2 separate regions of the Homo sapiens genome follow, and region 1 is linked to region 2. Evidence: read pairs that join two places in POLR2A ChIA-PET (ENCODE). Cell type or tissue: PC-3. All regions are shown on one strand. Links, peaks and the distances in the headings refer to the core of each region. The heading gives the core; the rest is flanking DNA. Region 1 overlaps ARRDC3-AS1 (ARRDC3 antisense RNA 1). Region 2 overlaps ADGRV1 (adhesion G protein-coupled receptor V1).

Region 1 (10,809 bases), core at 3,502-7,501, 370 kb before region 2:
AATGTAAGTCATAAGAAAGAGAGACAAAATTTAAATCTTGACTGTGCCACTTGTAAGCTGTATGACCTTCTGTAAATCACTTAACAACAGTGAGCTCAATTTTCTCATCTGTGAAAAGGGAAACAATAATAACCAGCTCGCTTGGTTGGTTTTAGGATTAATGAAATTACAGTTATAAAGTGCTTAACAGTGAATGGCACACAACAGCCTCCAGTAGATGTTAACTTTCCTCCACTTGACTTCCACAATACCCAGTGCTGTAGGTGAAACTTCCTACTGCACCTTTACCAAGCAGCTCCTCTCCCCTTCTGCCTTTCTCCCTCCTTTCCTTTGCTTCCTTCCGTTACTGACTTGTGCGTGCTCTCTCTTTATCTTTCTGTGTGTGTGTGTGTGTGTGTGTGTGTGTGTGTGTGTGTGTGTGTGTATGTGTATGTGTCTTTCTGTTAAAACCCATTGAGTGCCTGCTACCTATATGTATAATGCTTCTCTTGGACACTGAAGATACAGCAGTGAACAAAAGTGTAGTAGCACAGAACACAAGCAATCTTGTGGTTTACATTACCCTAAAAATAGAATTAAACCAAAGACCCACTTAATCTAATTAACAATGATAAAAGTGAGTCACTACAAAAGAAAAAAAAATGACTTAAAAGCAGCCATAAAGAATGAAATCTTGTCCTTTGCAGCAACATGGATGGATCTGGAGGCCATTATCCTAAGAGAATGATCTCAGAAAACAGAAAACCAAATACCACATGTTCTGACTTATAAGTGAGAGCTAAACAATGGGTACACATGGACATAAAGATGGAAAGAATAGACACTGGGGACTCCAAAAGGAAGGAGGGTAGGACGGGAGCAAGGATTGAAAAAGTTACCTATCAGGTACAATGCTCACTATTTGGATAATGGGTACGCTAGAAGCCCAATCCCCACCACTACAAAACATGCGCATATAACAGACACATGTACCCCAGAATCTAAAATAAAATAATTTATTTTTTTAAATTGTCAGTAAAAAGAAGAGAAGCAAAGAAGTTTCCACTAGTTTCTAGAGAGGTAACTAAAAAATTCCACCAATATGAACTCTTCCCTCCCTTGGCATTTTGTTTACCCCATGCTGTGCCCCACCGAGTTGCTTCCTGGATTGTGAAAAGAAGCTCTAAGGAAAGAACGAGGAAGTATACAACTTAATGCAGAGCAACAATCACAGAAGCACTTTAATCAGGAGACACAGGAAACTTTTATCTTGAAAAGCTGAAAAGAAAAAGACTAAAAAAAGTGTTAATCCAGTTTTTCTGTCATAGCTTAATATGAGCAATTGCAATCATTCTGTTAAAATAAACGGCTTTCTCACAAAACTTGAGCATTTATGTCCTTAACCTCTTAGACACTTGTCCAGCAGTAAAGCTGGGACAACACTTCCCATTGGAAAGATGGTTGCGGAAATTCATTGAGGCCATCCACTGAAAGCATCTAGAACAGCCCTGGGTACAAAGCAGACAATTTTTTTTTATTATTATTATACTTTAAGTTCTAGGGTACATGTGTACAACGTGCAGGTTTGTTACATATGTATACATGTGTACACGTGTACAACAGCACATGTTGGTGTGCTGCACCCATTAACTCATCATTTACATTAGGTGTATCTCCTAATGCTATCCCTCCCACCTTCCCCCACCCCACGACAGGCCCCGGTGTGTGATGTTCCCCACCCTGTGTCCAAGTGTTCTCATTGTTCAATTCCCACCTATGAGTGAGAGCATGTAGTGTTTGGTTTTCTGTCCTTGCGATAGTTTTCTCAGAATGATGGTTTCCGGCTTCATCCATGTCCCTACAAAAGACATGAACTCATCCTTTTTTATGGCTGTATAGTATTCCATGGTGTATATGTGCCATATTTTCTTAATCCAGTCTATCATTGATGGACATTTGGGTTGGTTCCAAGTCTTTGCTATTGCAAAGCAGACAATTAACAATGTCACTACCAGCTCCTTCCCCTCTCCCTCTTGCATTTTTAAAATAAATTCTGATATTCACACACACACACGCACCCCTAGCTCAATCTTTTACAGAATTGTGAAAAAATAAATTTAGATTTTATTGAGCACGTCTAATTTCTTTTGGGGAAAGAGTCTTCTCTTGTATTAAGAAAAAGATAGCAGATTTATGTCTATAATGCTTTCATAAATAAATCAAATGCAAGTATAAAAGAACCTACTCAAGACTGAAATTCTGTCATATAACAATAGGTAACATAACAGAAATCTGTCTTTGATTTGTCTTCTCAAGTTCTGGAAATCAACATTTTAAATAATTTTATTTATTAATAGTGTTTATTGGAAAGTGCAGAGTAATTCACTTCTTAGTCATAAAAGAGAAGCTGAAAAGTTGATATTTGGCCACCAGATGGCGCCAAACCCCTAAATATTTTTGTGCCAGGCATTCAAAGCGCTCAAAAGTTAATTTAGAGCTAAAGGTTAGGCACTTGTTTATTGACTTTTATGCTTATATGTACAGCCATCTTGGAGAATCATAAAAAATAATTTCCCACAGATCACGACTCCTTTATGTGACCCTACCACATTCTTGCTTTGCTGTTGTCATTCTAATATATCTAGTTGAAAAAGTACTTTTCACCACCAGACCCTCACCACATAAGCTTAGTGAAGAATTTATTCATTAAACATTAAACCATGAATGATAAAAAAGTGTTAAATAAAATTTCTCCCAGCTCTCAAGTTTTAGTTATTTTAAATCCAAAACAACCCTGTAAAAACTGATTCAAACCAGCTTTCTAGGATCATTAAAGTTTGGGATAGAAAGTAAAACTGTTTCAGATGTATTAACGGGACATGGAAATTTCATTCTTAAGTACTGTGCATAGCTGCTTCTTTCCAAAGAAGTTACCCTTCATATGTGTCTTCTTCTCAACCTGCCAATCTCAGTACTGTGTATTTTTAAATCTGTTCTACATGTTTCTGGATGATACTATAAGATTTTGAGTTGTCATCTCATTGAAATGATTTCATTTTCAACATTCTATTTTTTATTTTTAAATGTAGGATACAGAATATACTGAAATTATAGATATTTGACATTTTAAGTTAATAAGTTAGAAATAATCAAAAAGAATATTAGAAATTTTCATTAAGAATTGAAACATATCAATATTGATAGGTTATGCAGTTATAATCTACAACTTCCAAAACCTCAGAAAATTAAAAAACAAAAGTTTATTTCTTGCTCACACTCCAACTTCACTGCAGGTCATTTTGGGCTCCTCCACATCAAACTCACTCTAGGAACCCAACTAAGGGGTCAGTCACCAACTGGAATATTCCTAGTTTCTATAACACAGAAGAAAAGAGCTAGAAAATACATACTTGCCCAAAAAGCTTCCATCTGGAAGTGACACATCACTTTCACTCACCTCTCTTTGGACAAATTAGTCACATGGGTACACCAAACACCAGTGGACCTGGAAAGTAGAAACCTGGAAATAGATGATGAAGAGTTGCTATAATTCATAAATATTAAATCATTATACCCATATATAACAATGTTTTGGGGCTACTATGATAAAAAAAATTTTATAAGAGTTTCTATGTCCTTACCAAATCTTCTTTGTATTTTCAATCTATGTAGGGTAAAAGATTAAAGAAAATGTAAAAAGTTCTTCTTTTTACAGATATTAAAACTGGAGAGAAAAGACATATTTGAAAAATAAAAATTCTTGGGACAACCAATGCCAGAAATTTTGACAAATATTCTCATAAGTGCTAAAGCAGATGAGTGAGGAAGCACAAGGTGTTAGTTAAAGAGTAACTGAAAGCAAGGAGATTTTATCTGGGTGTCACCAGAAGTGCAGCATTTGTATTGAAGTAGCTGGAGGACATTAGAAAAAACAGACAGACAGACAGGAATAAATGAGGATGTTAAGGAAGAATTTTACAAAATCTCTACTAAGTTTCCCAGATCAGCAAACATTTTCAGAGACAGAGAGAGAGAGAGAGAGAGAGAGAGAGAGAGTGTGTGTGTGTGTGTGTGTGTGTGTTGGAGAGAAGTGGGACGGGTGGGATAGTGGAAAGAAATCAATCCTCAAAGTTGCCAACTCACTTTTCCCAAGGAAAATTTTTTTAAAATTCTTCCATCAACTATCAACTCAATTTTATGAAGAATATTTTATCACAAAAAGCTAAAATAATATTGGAATTTTAATTTTGAATAATTTTAGCTTTATACAACCCTAACTTTATCATGTTACTGTGGACCAGTAAAAACTTTGTCACAAGCCAGTTTCTGTGAATAGCTGACCTGAAATGGAAAGTCCAAATTGAGATTAATAATTTCATCCAGTTGGCAATGAACAACTACTGTACATCTTTAAGTAGAGAGCTGCCTAGAATTGGGGGATGGAGCTGGAAGAAGGAATCTAGAAGAAGTGAGAACTTCCAAAATGACCCTGATGTAACCCTGAAACTTATGGGGACCTAGATTAGGATGCAGACAGAGAAAAAGGAGAGGAGTATTTTAGAAGGAAAACCAAAAGGAAACCTTAAAAATAAGCCTATTTTCCCACTGGAGGAAAGGTTTAGTTTGTTTTGGTTTGGTTTGGTTTTAATGGTTTGTATAACAAACAGAGTTCTTAAATGTCTAACACATCAAAATGGTCCATAGATCTTGAAAAAATGCTACATAAACAAAGATATAATCCAGTAATGAGAAAGAACAGTATTTCAACATCTTCCGCGGGTTAGGGGCTATTACTTAAACCTTCATCTGGTAGACTTGACCCCTGGGGAAGGCAGCAAACTGATCTTGTTTATGTAACTCTGATCTCACTTTTGTTTTTACTTTTATCATGACCCATTCAACCACGCAGCTACATGAAAACAATACTGAGGAACAGCCATGTACTAAAGTATGAGATGGTTATTTGTACCTTTGCAACTCTGAAGAAGGAAAGCATTACTTAGCTTAGACTACAAGTATTTATCAAGAATTATTGAAACTGGCCAGGCGCAGTGGCTCACGCCTGTAATCCCAGCACTTTGGGAGGCCGAGGTGGGTGAATCACCTGAGGTCAGGAGTTCGGGACCAGCCTGGCCAACATAGTGAAACCCCCGTCTCTACTAAAAATATGAAAATTAGTCGGGGTGGTGGCAGGAACCTGTAATCCCAGCTATTCGGGAGGCTGAGGCATGAGAATTGCTTGAACCCAGGAGGCGGGGTTGCAGTGAGCCGAGATCATGCCACTGCACTCCAGCCTGGGCCACAGTGTGAGACTCTGTCTCAAAAAAAAAAAAGAAGAAGAAGAATTTATTAAACTAAGAGCATATTTTATCTGCAAGTAGTTTTAACCTAAGTAAATCACAGTACTTTTCTTTGTAGTAAAATAATACTTTATTTTTCTGGGGAAAAAAACCTTGTCTGCATTAATTAACTTTTAAAACATACTTCTTTATATAGGGCATTCTTCTCCACCGCAAATAAATCAACAGATGGCATCATTTTTTTAAGATGACTAAAAATCCAACATCCAATCAAATTCATTATATTGTTATGCATCATTTTGGAAAATGCCTACTGCCATATGTTTTTAAACAATAACAATAGTAAATTTCCCCTCTGTTTTAAATGTAAAATATTTCAAGCTCACCAAAACATTCAGGGAATAATAGAAATATCCAGGCCAGGAGCAGTGGCTCACGCCTGTAATCCCAGCACTTTGAGAGGCCGAGGCAGACAGATCACCTGAGGTCAGGAATTCGAGACCAGCCTGGCTAACATGGCAAAATTCTGTCTCTACTAAAAATACAAAAATTAGCTGGGCATGGTGGCAGGCGCCTGTAATCCCAGCTACTCGGGAGGCTGGGGCAGGAGAATCACTTGAACTCAGGAGGTGGAGGTTGCAGTGAGCCAAGTTTGCGCCATTGCATTCTAGCTTGGGTGACAAGAGCAAAACTCCTTCTCAAAAAAAAAAAAAAGAAAGAAAGAAAAAAAGAAAAAAAATCTAAGTACCTCCCGTAAGTTTTAAACATAAAACAGAAAATAAAATAATCTGGGCACCTCCACATACACACTAATCAGATTTTTTTTCCCATCCCAGAGATAAATACTATCTCAATTTGATGTGTGTCATTATTATCACACATGCTGTTGTGACTTTGCTACATATGTAAGCATCCATAAGCAATATACAATACTGTCTGGAACATTTTAAAACTTTATATATAGCCTTTCCCATGTTCATTTTTTCACTCAACATAACGTTGAGATTTAGCCACAGGTTGACACATATAACTATGGTTCATTCATATTTTCCATCACATAAAATTTACTTAATCATTCCCCTGTTTAACAATTAGATATTTTTCCATAGTTGTATTATGAACAATGCTGCCATCACTGTCTTGTCCCAATCTTCTTGTATGCACATGCAACACTTTCTCTAAATTCCACATCATCGCCCTGTACAGCCTCTCACCAGCAGTATAAGTTCTTTCTTCTCCTCCACACCAACACATCCTTTTATGAAATTTTCTGATTTCATGCAATCTGATGTGTATGAAATGATGTTGCATAAAGATTTTAATTTCTTTTTTCCTGATTACCAGGGAGATTAAGCATCTTTGCCTCTTCATCTCTTTACCTGTTTCTCTATTGAGTTGATTAAGTTTTTTGTTTGTTTGTTTTTGGAGACAGGGTCTCACTCTGTTGTGCAGGCTGGAGCGCAGTGGCATAATCATAGCTCACTTCAGCCTTGATTTCCCGGGCTCAAGCGGTCCTCCCACCTAAGCCTTTCGAGTAGCTGGGACCACAGGCACAAGCCACTGCCCAGCTAATTTTTCAATTTTTTATAGAGGTGAAGTCTCATTGTGCTGCCCAGGCTGGTCTCAACCTCCTAGGCGCAAGCGATCCTCCAGTCGGCCTCCCAAAGTTCTGGGATTACAGGCATGAGCCACCACACCAGGCCTTTTATTTCTAATTTTGTAGGTATCTCTATATATTTGCAATATCATTTCTTTGAAAGTCAATAATAAGCGCTATAAATATCTCTCTCAATCTATGGCACATATATTTACTTCTTAATGCTTGTCCTTAATGCACATGAAGTAATATTAAAGAATACCCATGTATGTACTCACTGTGCAGATTGCTTTCTTTTGCTTTATGGTGTTTTTTATATCTTGTGTCTTTTTTTTTTCTAAATCACTATTCTGAGGGCATAAAGAATTTTCTTCTAGAATTTTTAAAGCTGTTCTTTCACACTGAAGTCTTTTATACACCTAAAATATATTTTTTTAGTATGATGTTAGGTAAGAATTTAATTTTATTTGTTTCCATGTGGGTGAAGAATTGCCCTGGCATCATTTATAGAATAATGCTCTTTTCCTTGATTTTTATAGCATCTCTTTCATATATCACATTTCTAATACGTGAGCATCTGTTTCCAAGCTCTCTATTCTCTTCCAGCCAGCAGGGAACTTAAAAGAAACAAAGCTTTATCTCACTCTTATCATTCATTATCTAAATTTTTCTGTAAGTTAAATATAAATTACAAGAAACGTTACATCTTCAAAAAGAATGAGAAATGAGCTTGATAAAATAGGTCTATGCTTTATTTTCATCAACTTTTCAGTATAAATTATAATACAAAACTCTGATTTCCTAAGAAATGTTCCACATTCTTATGATCATTTGAGGTTAAAACAATCAATTTGAGATTTTTTTCCTTTTCCTTTTCCTTTTCCGCCTGGGGTGTCAGTCAATGAAATGAACACTTTTCCACAATGGTAAAATCTGCTGAGGAAGAGAAGGGGACAAGCGGGGAAAGAACACACACCACAGTTTGAGTTCATTGCTCACTTTATTTCTTCTGTCTTCTGGTTCTTCTGTTGTTTGTTAGACTTTTTTCCAAAGTGTCTTCCTCAAATGTGATACCCCATTTAAGAGGCTGAATGATGATGTAGTATGGGATCTCCGGAGCCAGATCAGTTTCATCGAGTCCTGGCTCTGTCATTTTCTAGCTGTGAGACCTCGGACATTTACATAACATCTCTGTGCCTCAGTCTCCTCACTGGTCAAGTGTAGATAAAAATGAACCTACCTCACAGGGTTACTGTGAGGAACAAATAAATTGGTATAATTAATATATCTAAGGCACTGAAGAAGTAACGTAACTGTCAATAGATGCTACTCCATTGTCTTCTGGCTGCCTGGGTGGTACTAGAGAACCGATAACCAAATCTGAAATGTTTTCCTATCTAGGACTTGTTCTTTCCGCCTGAAGTCTTACAACATTTTCTATTAATAATTGGCAACAGGAATTTTATCATTATATACTAAGTATGTTTCTCTTCGTGTCTCCAGTCTGGAACTTGGTGAGATATTACCATCTGCAAGCACTTTTTCTTTCTTTTTTTTTTTTTTTGAGACAAGGTCTCTCTCTGTCGTCCAGGCTGCAATGCAATGGCCAAATCTCAGCTCACTGCAACCTCCATTTCCAGGGCTCAAGCAATCCTCCTGCCTCAGCCTCCTGAATAGTTGGGACTACAGGTGTGCACCATGATGCCTGGTTAATTTTTGTATGTTTTGTAGAGACAGCTTCTCACTATGTTGCCTAGGCTGGTCTTGAACTCCTGGGCTCAAGCCATATGCCTGCCTTGGCCTCCCAATGTGCTGGGATTATAGGCATGAGCCACCACTCCCAGCCTTTTTCTTCGTCTTATGGAAACTGTCTTGACTATTTATTATTGGCTTCCTTTTTTCTTCTTCTGGAACTACTATTACTCACATGTTAGGCCTCCTGGACATATTTCCTAAGTATCTCCCCCAGATTTCCATCTTTTTATATTTTTACTCTGTACTTCAAGAAATGTCTTGGTCCTGATTTCTAGACAACTATTTCAGATTTCAACAGTGAGCATAGCATCTCCTCCCCCAGTTCCTCTACTAAATTATTTATTTGGAATTTTTTCTTAGCTCCAGAGAGCCTCTTTTGTGCAACACTTTTATTTCTTTGGGTGCTCTTATTATTTTTGAATTCAAGGTTTCCTTTTTCTTCTCCCAGAAGTTCTATTTCAGTGATTGTTCTGCTGGGTCAGCTCCTCTGGCTCCTGACCCTATTTAAATAGGATGTTATTTTTCCTTTTGGCTCAGTTGGTTCACTTCTGGTTGCTAGAGAACTCTGTATGGCAGTGGTCTTGCAGGATGCAAGGCAAAGATCATGTCAAGGTGGCAAGTGGAGGAGCAGGCAGAAAGCCATTGCCCTTTTGCAGCAACTGAAGGAAGCCACCCTGTTATCTGGCCTCTCAAAGATCTCCCAGCCTCAACAGCAGGGAAGACTCAGCGAACCCATTAAACTCCTTCTTGACTTTTTGGAGGCCAAGGAGACTGAGTATACTTGTGCTGAGCCTGTACTTTCTCCCTGAGACGGCCAAAGTCTCCCCTGGATCCGTGGCTTTCTGGTTCTCCTCTGCCCTCCCAGCCCCAGGGCTTCACAGCTTACCTATACTCTTGTTTTCTGAATTGGGTTTAAGAAAAGCACCTAGACTGGAACTGGGTGTGGAAGTATACCAAAAAATATTCCAGTCACCATCTTCCCAGTATCCCCTTATGTAATTTATAAAAAATAAAAGGAAAAATGCTTTTAAAAAAACATTCACAGAAGTGTACAAGGTAGGATTCTTATGGGGAGGCCAGTTTTGTTATTTCTATCATTTCCAAATATTCTAAAACAAATACATATAATTTTAATAAATAAGAAAGTGTTGGGGCTGGGTGTGGTGGCTCATGCCTATAATGCCAGCACTTTGGGACGCCGAGATAGGTGGATGGCTTTGAGCCCAGGAGTTCGAGACCAGTCTAGGCAACATGGTGAAACCCCATCTCCACTAAAAATACAAAAATTAGCTGGGTGTGGTGGCAAGTGCCTGTAGTCTCAGCTTCTCAGGAGGCTGAGGTGGAAGGATCACCTGAGCCCAGGGAGGTCAAGGCTGCAGTGAGCCAAAATCGCACCACTGCACTCCAGCCTGGGTGACAGTCAGACCGTGTCTCAAAAAAAAAAAAAAAAAAAAAAAAAAAAAAAGAAAGAAAAGAAAGTTTTGTCCTACTATTCATGTTAAAGCCACCAGAAGCTGTTGGTGGCTTAGACCATTTTAAAAATCTAAGTTTATTATTGGCCAAAACATGTCACATGCTTCAAATTATAAATGTTACTATTATGATATATTTCAGTGAATCCGAATACATTTATAAACCAAATTACTGAATTAAACATTAGGATTAAAATGAGATCCAACAAATATTTCACCATAATATGATACCTTAAGTTGTTATATGTGATGATTGACTGCAGATAACTTTATCCAGATTTCATAGAATTGTTAAAGGTCATGCTGTTAGCAATAGCTCACCTCTACAAATGGCTAATGAAAATTTTCTATTTCAATAGGTGAAACACTATATTGGAAAAATGCCTAACTTGAGGGATAATAATTTCTATATATTATTAACTTTGAATTTGTTCTTGTCACTTAAAAAAAACATGTGCATGACTTAAAAATTCAACCAGTACAAAAAGGTACACAATGAGAAATAGGCTTATCTACTGCCCAGACTTCCCAGTCTCCTTCTCAGGTCATAACAGTTTCTTGAGTACCACTCCATATATGCATTTAAATATCCTTCTAAAAAATGCAAACATACAGTACACACTATTCTGCACCTTGGTTTTTTTTTAAGCAACAATATTTCTTGGATATCATTTCATATTTTTGAATGGCTGTGTGTAGTGATCCA
Region 2 (10,809 bases), core at 4,340-8,339:
TTATAAAATGATTTAAAATTCATACTTTTGCACCAACCTCTAAATTAAAGACTTGCTTAAAGATTCTGTTGCCTGTTGTCACATAGAACAGAGACTAATCTCACTGGGTTGGATTATGTGTGGAAATACACCAAAACTCACCACTGTCTGGGTCATTCTGAAGTGAAGAAAAGAACATGATAATTTCACAAAACAGTGAGAAAGTGAAGAGCTTACCGATGTGAACTCTGAATCAGATAGCCCTGGCTTTGAGCACCAGCACTGCTTTTTAATAGCTTTGTGACTATGGGTGAAAGAAATTACCTGTCTGAGCCTCATTAGCCTTATTTGTAAAATATAAATAAAATCTATTTTTTCCCCCATAAATTTGTTGTGAGGGATAAATGAGGTAATCAAAGTGCTTAGCATATACCTAGCATGTGATAAGGAGTCAGTAAAGGACAGCCATTATTATCATTAACTTTAGTATGCAAATTGGTTTAATTTCTTTGCTGTAACACTGTAATGTCTACTCATGTATAGAAATCATATATGACACTTAACTGTATTCATATTTCATTTTACATGCTATTCAAATGTTTGGTTAATATATATATATATATATATTTGCAACAGCAAGCTTATCAGAGGTCTTAATCCACAAAGTTGTCATCACCTCTAATCCAGTGTCTAATACCATTTCTCAGAAGAGCAAACATTTCCTTTAGAGCACTTATAGCAGTGAGTTAAATGTGAAGGCTCTGGGTTGGTGCTCAGTCATTTGAAAGCAAGAAAAACTTACAACCTTTTTATAATATGTGTTTAAATGTTTATTCGGTTCTGTCAAGGTAACTCAAAACTGTCTACAGTAAATCCTACGTGTAAAATCACAGAAAGGGGAAATGGTAATTAAGCCTTCATGTTGGGATGTAGATTACTTACCTACTCAGGGATGTGTTCTTTATGGTTGCTGTTTTGATAGGTGGGGAAGCACACTCAATCTCAGTGGCCTCCTCTATTGTGACTTTGAAGATGAGGCAGTTCTATTAAAGGTTCTGCAGTGGTTTGAATGTTTGTATCTTCCCAAAATTTACATGTTGAAATCCTAACCCCCAACGTGATGGTATTAGGAGGAAGGGCTTTGGGGGAGTGATTAGGTCATGAGAGCAGAGCCCTTATGAATGGGATTAGAACTCTTATAAAAGAAGCCCAAGACAGGCCCTTGCCTTCCTGACAAGGGAGGTTATAGCAAAAAGATGGCTGTCTATAAACCAACATGGGATCCTTCTGCCAGTGCCTTGATATTGAACTTCCCAGCCTCCAGAACCAAGAGAAATAAGTGTCTATTATTTACATGCTACCTGGTCTATGGTATTTTGTTATAGTATCCCAAATGGACTAAGACAGGCTCCTAACATGTTACTTCAATATCCAGGCAGCAGTAAATAGCATCCTCATGATTTTTTGCCCCATACTTTCCTCTTCAGCAAAGAGGGACTAGATCTTTTTTATGCTTCTTTATTATTTCTACAAAACACAAAAGATTAACTGATGTGCCTAAAAAAGGTTTTAAGTTGCTTATAAAGTTGCTCAACATAAAAAAATTAAAAATGAGAGAAATGAGGCAAAAAAGAAATAAACTAGGATTGAACTAGGAGTGGGGTATCAAAATGCTATCTGCTAATAATAGGTTATACATTCATCCCGGTTTGCTCTCTTTAGCAGCTGTTTCAGAGTCTTTGTCTCTCTCTCTCTCTCTCTCTCTCTCTCTCTCACACACACACACACACACACACACACACACAAACACACACAGAGTAGTTGAAATGAAGCACAACTTTCAGTATGAAAGCAGCAGGGCTATTGTGCCATATAATGGACAAAATTCTTGATCTTATGCTAACGGAAAACCCACTACTGACTTCTACATGACTGCTATTCATTATTCATTCATTGTATATGCATTTATTAAGCAGTAACTATGTGCATGCTATTTGCTATGCTCTGGACATACAGTGATGAATAAGACATGCTTCCTGAGCTGGAGATCAGAGTTTGGTATGGAGAAGAGGCTCACACTATGCAGTAACTTAGACAGTGTTTTAAATGTGATAGCAAAACCACCTGGAGTTTGGCTGGAGCGCAAGGAAAGGAGTGAATTATTATGTGCAGGGAAGTTAAGACAGTGAAATCTTATTTGCCAAGAACGAGATGAGATTAGAATCAAGAAGGACATTTGTTACTTTAACAATATGAAAATGAATTGGACAGTCTTGGGAGAACTATATTCTCTTTCTGGACAATGGCAAAGAAAAGAAACGCTCAAAAATTTCTCAACTTTGTTTCCTGTTGGTTCAGGAATCATCTGTGCACTTAAAAAGGGAAGCAGGGCTTGAGATTTTCAGGAAGATAACAATTATGATTAATCTTTGTTTCTCTGGGGCCATAAAACTTTCAAGGTCAAGGATTTGTATATGTGCTCTGATTCTGAGGGGTAGGGACCACAATTAATAAACACATAGAATTAAAATAAAGGCTTGAGGGTCCAAAGATACAAGGACTGTGCATTTTACTAATTTTAGAAAAAGGGCCTAGAGAGACTGAGTGACATATATCATTTTGTAACCCCTCCAATAAAGACTGTGTGAAGGGTGATTGCAGAGGAAAGCCCAAGAGAGCTGTAATATAAGGATTTCAAAAGAACCCCAGACAGTTTAGCAATCAGAGCTACATTAGGAAGGAAGCAGTGATTAAACCAATGTTCCCTTTGGAGGTCCCTTCAACCCAATGAAAATGACAAGGAATGAACCATAAGATCAAAGCTGAGTGGAGGGGCCTTAGGAAGTGTAGTAGAGGTAAAATAATTCACCACGCCCTGAAAAATTCCACTTTCCTTTATTAGCCTGCAATGAATCAAAACTTAACAGCTGAAGAAAGCATTAATATTGAGTAGATCAGCAAACTGAAGAATACTATAGAAGCATGTTTCTGGGGGGAGGAGAGGCCTTTGATACTGTTTATTCCCTGACTTTTTTAATCTAAATTTGCCCTTTATTGATACAGAAAAGTTTCTCTTAAACTACAACTGGACTGTGACATAGACATCTTTAACAAGCCTCAGGATACTTAAAATGCTAGGTCTAGGCTGGGCGTGGTGGCTCACACTTGTAATCCCAGCACTTTGGGAGGCCAAGGCGGGTGGATCACCTGAGGTCAGGAATTCGAGACCAGCCTGACCAAGGTGGTGAGACCTGTCTCTACTAAAAATCCAAAAATTAGCCAGGCGTGGTGGTGGGGGCCTGTAATACCAGCTACTCGGGAGGCTGAGGCACGATAATCATTTGAGCCCGGGAGGTGGAGGCTGCAGTGAGCTGAGATCACTGTGCCACTGCACTCCAGCCTGGGCGACAGAGCAAAATTCTGTCAAAAAAAAAAAAAAAGAAATATGCAGAGGTTTTCATTTTTTTCAGTGCTATCAACAAAACAGTGCTATTAACAAAACACTACAATCCATTCAGTAAATGCTACTACAAAGCAATTTTGGAAAGTTAGATTCTAAAATACACTTTTTTTTTTTTTTAGAAGAAATGTTCAAGAAAACATGGAAGGTATCAGGCTATCACACAACCTAAGATTTGATGTCTTATTTCTTGTAGCTCCCTTTCTTCAATCCTTATAAAAACTCACTGCAGAGACCCTAATGTTAAGGCTTATATTTGCTTAAAGTTCAAAGTGGAGCACTGCCTCTAGATTAACTATTGAAAAGAAAAAGAAAAGGAGATTAATTTTAAAAAAGAAAAACCAATAAGTTTGTTCTCTAGTTTTGGCTGTAATAATTATTAAATAAATAGTGCCAAAATACAGATCAAATAAAGTCACAAGTGGTCTTCAGTCTATGGTTAGCTAAAATGAATATCGTAAACAGGATATTCTTCCACCTTTTATATGAAAGAAGTTTTTATATAGCAAACATAAGGTGAATTGTTAATGACATCAGAGTGAGGTTCTCATCATTGTAAAAAAGTCCACTTACATAAACAAGGATGCCAAATATAGATGCTCATTGGGATGTAACCCCATTTTAAGTCAAAAATATCCTAAGTAGATCAAGACCATCCTGGCTAACGTCGTGAAACCCCATCTCTACTAAAAATACAAAAAAATTAGCTGGGCATGGTGGCGGGCACCTGTGGTTCCAGCTACTCGGGAGGCTGAGGCAGGAGAATGGCATGAACCCGGCAGGTGGTGCTTGCAGTGAGCCGAGATCGCGCCACTGCACTCCAGCCTGGGCGACAGAGTGAGACTCTTCCTCAAAAAAAAAAAAAAAAAAAAAAAAAAATCCTAAGTCAAAATGCATTTAATACCCCTAACCTACTGAACATTATAGCTTAGCCTAGCCTACCTTAAATATGCTCAGAAAACTTACGTTAGCCTACAGTTGAACAAAGTAATCTAACACAAGCGTATTTAATAATAAAGTGTTTTATATCTCATGTAATTTATTAAATACTATACTGAAAGTGAAAGAATGATTGTATGGGTACTCAAAGTACAGTTTCTACTGAATATATATTGCTTTTGTATCATTCTAAAGTTGGAAAACTGTTTAGTTGAATTATTGTGAATCAGGGACTTCCTGTATAATATTTAGAAGTTGAATATATTTAAAACATGCATATAATCAGTATCTTCAGTTTATGGGATGAAATTCATACATTTAAAAGTCTGGGTGCCATAAGGAGCCTTTTAGGGTTTTTGGATTCTGTATCTCATGTTGTGCTAAGTTTATATGCAATCTTTAGTTTAATCTTCACAAGAAATCCATAAGACAAGCATTAATTTTAATCTCCATTCCTTCCTGACTATTGAGCATTGGCTATAGGTCAGAAAATGTTCGAGGCTCCAGGGTTAGAGAAGTGAACAACCGCAGCTGCAAAAAGTCCTTGCCCTCCTGGAGCTTACATTCTAGTGGATATCACTTTGTCTGGATCCTTTTGAAATATTTAATTTTATTTTTCAAGACAGGGTCTCACTCCATCACCCAGGCTGGAATGCAGCAGTACAACTGCATCTCACTGCAGCCTCAACCTTCTGGGCTCAAGCAATCCTCCCACCTCAGCTCCTGAGTACCTGGAACCACAGGCACACACCACCATGCCTGGCTAATTTTTAATTTATTTTGTAGAGCCAGGGTCTCTCTATGTTGCCAAGGGTGGTCTTGAACTCCTGGGTTCAAGCAATCCTCCTACCTCAGCCTCCCAAATTCTTTTTAGTCTAACCTTGTTCAGAGCTAAGTTATTAGAAAGACTTTTTTAAAAAACAAAAAACTGTCTTTTAAACCCAAGCCAGAATCCAACACAGATACCTGAAATACAGAAAATATGAAAATGCATACAAATAAATACATACTATACCTGATATTGATAATGATATCAACAATGCCATGATGGAAAAATAAAATAGGATAAGGACATTGTGAAGTGCTGAGAATTGTTAATTTTATATGAAAGGGTCAGAGGCACAAAGTACACTATTTAGAAGCCAAACTGAGATTTGAGATTTCCTACTACCAAATCAGGGAGCTAGACCGCTGATGTCTCTTTCAGAACAACGGGAAAAGATATACTGAATTAATATTGCAGTGTTCTTATTAACATGCTGTTGTTTCAAGCAAATTAATGCTAGTCCTCAAATGTCAAGATACCACCCAAGGAATACCTTATCCAACTGGAAAAGAGTCCTAATGCTTTATTTCCAAAAAATGTAGACCCTTAGTGTCAGCACAAGTACCCAGATTGGTATAGTTAATTATTTTTCTAATTCCTTACCAGCAGGATCTGGAGGAGGACATCTGGAATTCTCCCTGGCAGGCCCGCACATGACTCATGTCAGAGGAACAGTTGCATTAGATAACTGATAAGTCTGTAAATTTTTATGAGGTGTTTCCAAACCTCACATACAGTTGTCCCTCAGTATTTGTGGTGCATTGATTCCAGGGCCTCCTGCAGATACCAAAATCTAAGGATGCTCAAGCCCTAAAGTTGGCCCTGTGGAACCCGTAGCACTGTATTGTCATTCTTGCTTACAACCAGTTTGTTTCTTTCATCTAAAGCACTCCCCCTTCAAAAATAATCAAGATACACTGGTTATGTGAGCTTTATATTTGTCTGAGATTGCCATTTTTCTTATGAAAATTCATTTCATTTGGTTATAGTCATCCCTTAAATCCCAGTGTTTGCCTAAACACAAGCTATCCAGAATTACATTGAGTGATAATATTTGTCTTGATTTTGAATTAATATAAAGGGCAACAAGTGTCCAGGTATGGCCATTTAGTGTAAAATTCGTGTATTTAGTTAAGTATTTAATCATTTATTCCAAATGGGCTAACTTGTTCCAAGTAGATCACCATATGGAAAGTTTTAAGACTTTTTTTAAAATGCTGAAATAATCTGCTGTTATCCTAACTGTAAGGTCCACTGAGCCTAGACTTAACTATTTCAAAAGAATGAAGTAGACATCCTGGATCATCAGACAATGCATTTAAACAGAGACTTGGCCTGACAAATCCATAAACAAACATGTGAATTTATGGGGATAAACCAGTGACAAATCCATAAACAAACACAAGCTTTATGAGAATAAACCAGTGCTGTGTCACATAAACTCTAGGGTAAAGGAGAAAGGTTTACTAGTTTACCTAGAAATTATTCTTAAATCTTTAAACCATATCACTTTTTAAGATATATTTTGTTAACATGGATAATTATCAATTGGTTCAGTTCAGTGGTCTTGGTTTATTTTTTTTTTTTAAGGAAAAGCAGAATGCATGATAAATATAGGCTGCAATATGAAAGTCACACCAATAGGCCTGGGTTTTTAGATAAATTGGTTATAATCCGGTCACCATCACCCATCTACAGGTGACTTAATGGAATTGTAGGCAAAGTAACTAGAGTCAAATAAACTTCTGTTAGTGTTGCCTAACTACTGAAGATGCAAAAAAAGCTGTATCTTTTTTGCGACTTTCATTTATTTAAGTCACTTTACAAAAATTGATAGATCTTGCTGTTAAACTGGAAGTTTTGATCAAGAACCTAAGGCATCAGGTATCGAAGTAAGCTGGAAGACAGAAAGCATCAGAGCAACTTGTGAAACTACGTGGCTGAGAACAGGCTAGATATCTTTACATGTCAAAGGAAAGAGAGAAAGAAAGTCAGAAAGAGAGAAAGAAAGTTTAGAAAAGGAAAGGATTAGTTTTATTTATTTATTTTTTTGGCATGCACTTGTATAGGAAAAAGAGAGAACAAGATACCTACAATTGTGCTATGTAGAAGTAACTGTGTGTCCCCTGGAGCTGAGGGGAAGGGATGAAGAGTTCTGGTTTTGACCCTCTTTGGAAAATCTCCAGTGTGAGAGAGAGGCTGGCTTGCTACTCTAGCAGCAGGCTAGAAAAAGAGGTGGTTAGGTTGGGTAAACTTGCACTTCAAAAGTTTATTGGGCCAAAGTGTTGCACAGATTTATCTGGTACATTGCACAAGAGAAAGCTAGAATAATATGATCCTAGTTCTTGTCTGATAGAACCTTCTGGAAGGGCCATTAGGCCTCAGCAGAGACAGGCAGAAGGTACTGAGTTGCTAGAGATTGTGCAAATCATAAGCAACTGTCCAGAGGATGGCAGCCAACTTATGACAGTACCAATCAAATAAATGTGCCAGTATTTTCCTGCCTCTCTTCCATATTCTTCCTCCCCATGTTCCAACCCAGAAGAGACAGAAATAAAGATTAATTAGCAGAAGTGTAAAGAGGCAGGGAAAAAGAGGCTAACCACACGCTCTTCCCTATTCATAAACTTTATGCCTTAGTAAGTCCTTGCTGTTGGAAGGATAGTAGTTTTAACTAAATAAAGTTAGCTACTTTGACAATCCCATGGGACTAGATTTTTAAATAATTGCGTCAAGACTATCTTTGTGATTTACAGTAATCACAAGGCTTTCTATTTCCAAAGAATTATTAGAGGTTTCAAGAAGTTTTCTAAGGTTTTATTCAGTGGCAGAAGACTTCTTTCATTGAATAAATTATAAAGAAACAACCAGTGACAAAATAGTATCACTTTATGATTAGACCTCATGAATCCTAACACATTAGTCACACTGTGATGGTTAATACTGAGTGTCAACTTGTTTGAAGGATCAAAGTATTGTTATTGGGTGTGTCTGTGAGGGTGTTGCCAAAGGAGATCAACATTTGAGTCAGTGGACTGGGAAAGGCAGACCCTAACCTTCATCTGGGTGGGCACAATCTAATCAGCTGCCAGCATAGCCAGAATAAAAGCAGGCAGAAGAACATGGAAAGATGAGACTGGCTTAGCCTCCGAGCCTACATCTTTCTCCCATGCTGGATGCTTCCTATCTTCAAACATCAGACTCCAAGTTCTTCAGCTTTGGGACTTGGACTGGCTTCGTTGCTCCTCAGCTTGCATACAGCCTATTGTGGGACCTCATCTTGTGAACATGTGAGTTAATACTCCTTAACAAACTTCTCTTTATACACACATCTATCCTCACAGTTCTGTCCCTCCCTCTAGAGAACTCTAATACATACATGTAAAGAGAAAAATTATGGAAAAATAAAGGATATTATCTTTTTTATAACAATAAGGGAACTGTTTGACTAAGAAATTTGTTCACAGTTACTAGGCGTGGCAACTAGAGCGCAAATTCAGATCTTTGAACTCCCAGATCAGTACTATTTTATTCTACAATAGTCACCACATTGTTTTTCATAGTGGTTGTACTAGTTTACATTCCCACCAGTAGTTTAGAAGTGTTCCTGTTCACTGCATCCACGCCGGTATCTATTATTTTTTGACTTTTTGATCATGGCCATTCTTCTAGGAGTAAGGTGGTATTGCATTGTGGTTTTGGTTTGCATTTCCCGGATCATTAGTGATGCTGAGCATTTTTTCATATGTTTGTTGGCCACTTGTATATCTTCTTTTGAGAATTGTCTATTCATGTCCTTAGCCCACTTTTGGATGGGATTGTTTGTCTTTTCTTGCTAATTTGTTTGAGTTTGTTGTAGATTTTGGATATTAGTCCTTGGTGAGATGTATAGATGGTGAAGATTTTCTCCCACTCTGTGGGATGTCTGTTTACTCCACTGATTGTTCCTTCTGCCATGCAAAAGCTCTTTAGTTTAATTAAGTCCCAGCTGTTCGTCTTTGTTCTTACTGCATTTGCTTTTGGTTCTTGGTCATGAAATCCTTGCCTGAGCCAATGCGTAGAAGGGGTTTTCCAACGTTAGTTATCTTCTAGAATTTTTATAGTTTCAAGTCTTACATTTAAGTCCTTAACCCATCTTGAGTTTATTTCTATATAAGGTGAGAGATGAGGATCCTGTTTCATCCTCCTACATGTGACTTGCCAATTATCCCAGCACCATTTGTTGAATAGGGTATCTTTCCTCACTTTATGTTTTTGCTTGCTTTGTCACAGATCAGTTGGCTGTATTTGACTTTATTTCTAGGTTCTCTATTCTGTTCCATTGGTCTATGTGCCTATTTTTATACCAGTATCATGCTGTTTTGGTGACAATGGCCTTATATCATAGCTTGAAATCAGGTAATGTGATGCCTCCAGATTTGTTCTTTTTGCTTAGTCTTGCTTTGGCTCTGCAGGCTCTTTTTTGATTCCATATGAATTTTAGGATTGTTTTTTCTAGTTCTGTGAAGAATGATGATGATATTTTGTTGGGAATTGTGGTGAATTTATAGATTGCTTTTGGCAATATGGTCATTTTCACAACATTTATTCTACCCATCCATGAGCATGGGATGCGTTTCCATTTGTTTGTGTTGTCTATGATTTCTTTCAGCAGTGTTTTGTAGTTTTCCTTCTAGAGGTCTTTCACCTCCTTAGTGTATTCCTAAGTATTTTATTTTTTTGCAGCTATTATAAGAGGTGTTGAGTTCTTGACTTGATTCTCAGCTTGGTCGCTGTTGGTGTATAGAAGAGCTACTGATTTGTGTACATTAATTTTGTATCCAGAAACTTTGCTGAATTCTTTTATCGGTTCTAGAAACTTTCTGGAGGAGTCTTTAGGGTTTTCTAGGTAAACAATCATATAATCAGTAAACAGCAACAGTTTGACCTCCTCTTTACTGATTTGGATGCCCTTATTTCTTTCTCTTGTCTGATTGCTCTGGCTAGGACTTCCAGTACTAAGTTGAAGAAAAGTAGTGAGAGTGGGCGTCCTTGTCTTATTGCAGTTCTCAACTTTTCCCCATTCAGTGTTATGTTGGCTGTGGGTTTGTCATAGATGGCTTTTATTACCTTGAGGTATGTCCCTTGTATGCCAATTTTGCTGAGAGTTTTAATCATAAAGGAATGCTGGATTTTGTCAAATGCTTTTTCTGCATCTGTTGAGGGGATCATGTGATTTTTGTTTTTAATTCTGCTTATGTGGCATACCACATTTATTGACTTGCATATGTTAAACCATCCCTGCATGCCTGGTATGAAACCTACTTGATCATGGTGGATTATATTTTTGATATGTTGTTGGATTCCGTTAGCCAGTATTTTGTTGAGGATTTTTGCATGTATGTTCATCAGGGATATTGGTCCGTAGTCTTCTTTTTTGGTTATGTCCTTTCCTGGTCTTGGTATCAGGGTGACACTGGCTTCATAGAATGATTTAGGGAGGATTCCCTCTTTCTCTATCTTGTGGAATAGTGTCAACAGTAATGGTGCCAATTCTTCTTTTTGAATGTCTGGTATAATTTGCTCATTTTTATCTTTGCTCAGGCTGTGTTTCATGCATGGAATG

What was found. Peaks named below come from ENCODE experiments on the same cell type or tissue, not always from the same donor. Only the 100,000 strongest peaks of a DNase experiment are listed, where the experiment ranks them.
Region 1: POLR2A ChIA-PET joins it to region 2 with 7 read pairs; 2 of 35 experiments call an interaction of 5 or more read pairs at or near these places.

Annotation. Positions count from the first base shown.
Region 1 is chr5:91,411,399-91,422,207 of GRCh38, reverse strand. It overlaps ARRDC3-AS1 (ARRDC3 antisense RNA 1), which reads right to left. Exons shown (of 3, transcript NR_027435.1): 2 at 3,437-3,499; 3 at 1,493-3,353. Among named protein-coding and RNA genes, the nearest start is that of ARRDC3, 33 kb to the right of the region's middle. In PC-3, for the core only: no CTCF peak of the experiment used is centred there; no DNase peak of the experiment used is centred there.
Region 2 is chr5:91,045,047-91,055,855 of GRCh38, reverse strand. All of the region lies in intron 85 of ADGRV1 (adhesion G protein-coupled receptor V1), which reads right to left. Among named protein-coding and RNA genes, the nearest start is that of LUCAT1, 260 kb to the left of the region's middle. In PC-3, for the core only: a CTCF peak has its summit at 6,911; DNase peaks (open chromatin) are centred at 5,865 and 6,555; H3K4me3 peaks cover 917 bases; H3K27ac peaks cover 2,691 bases.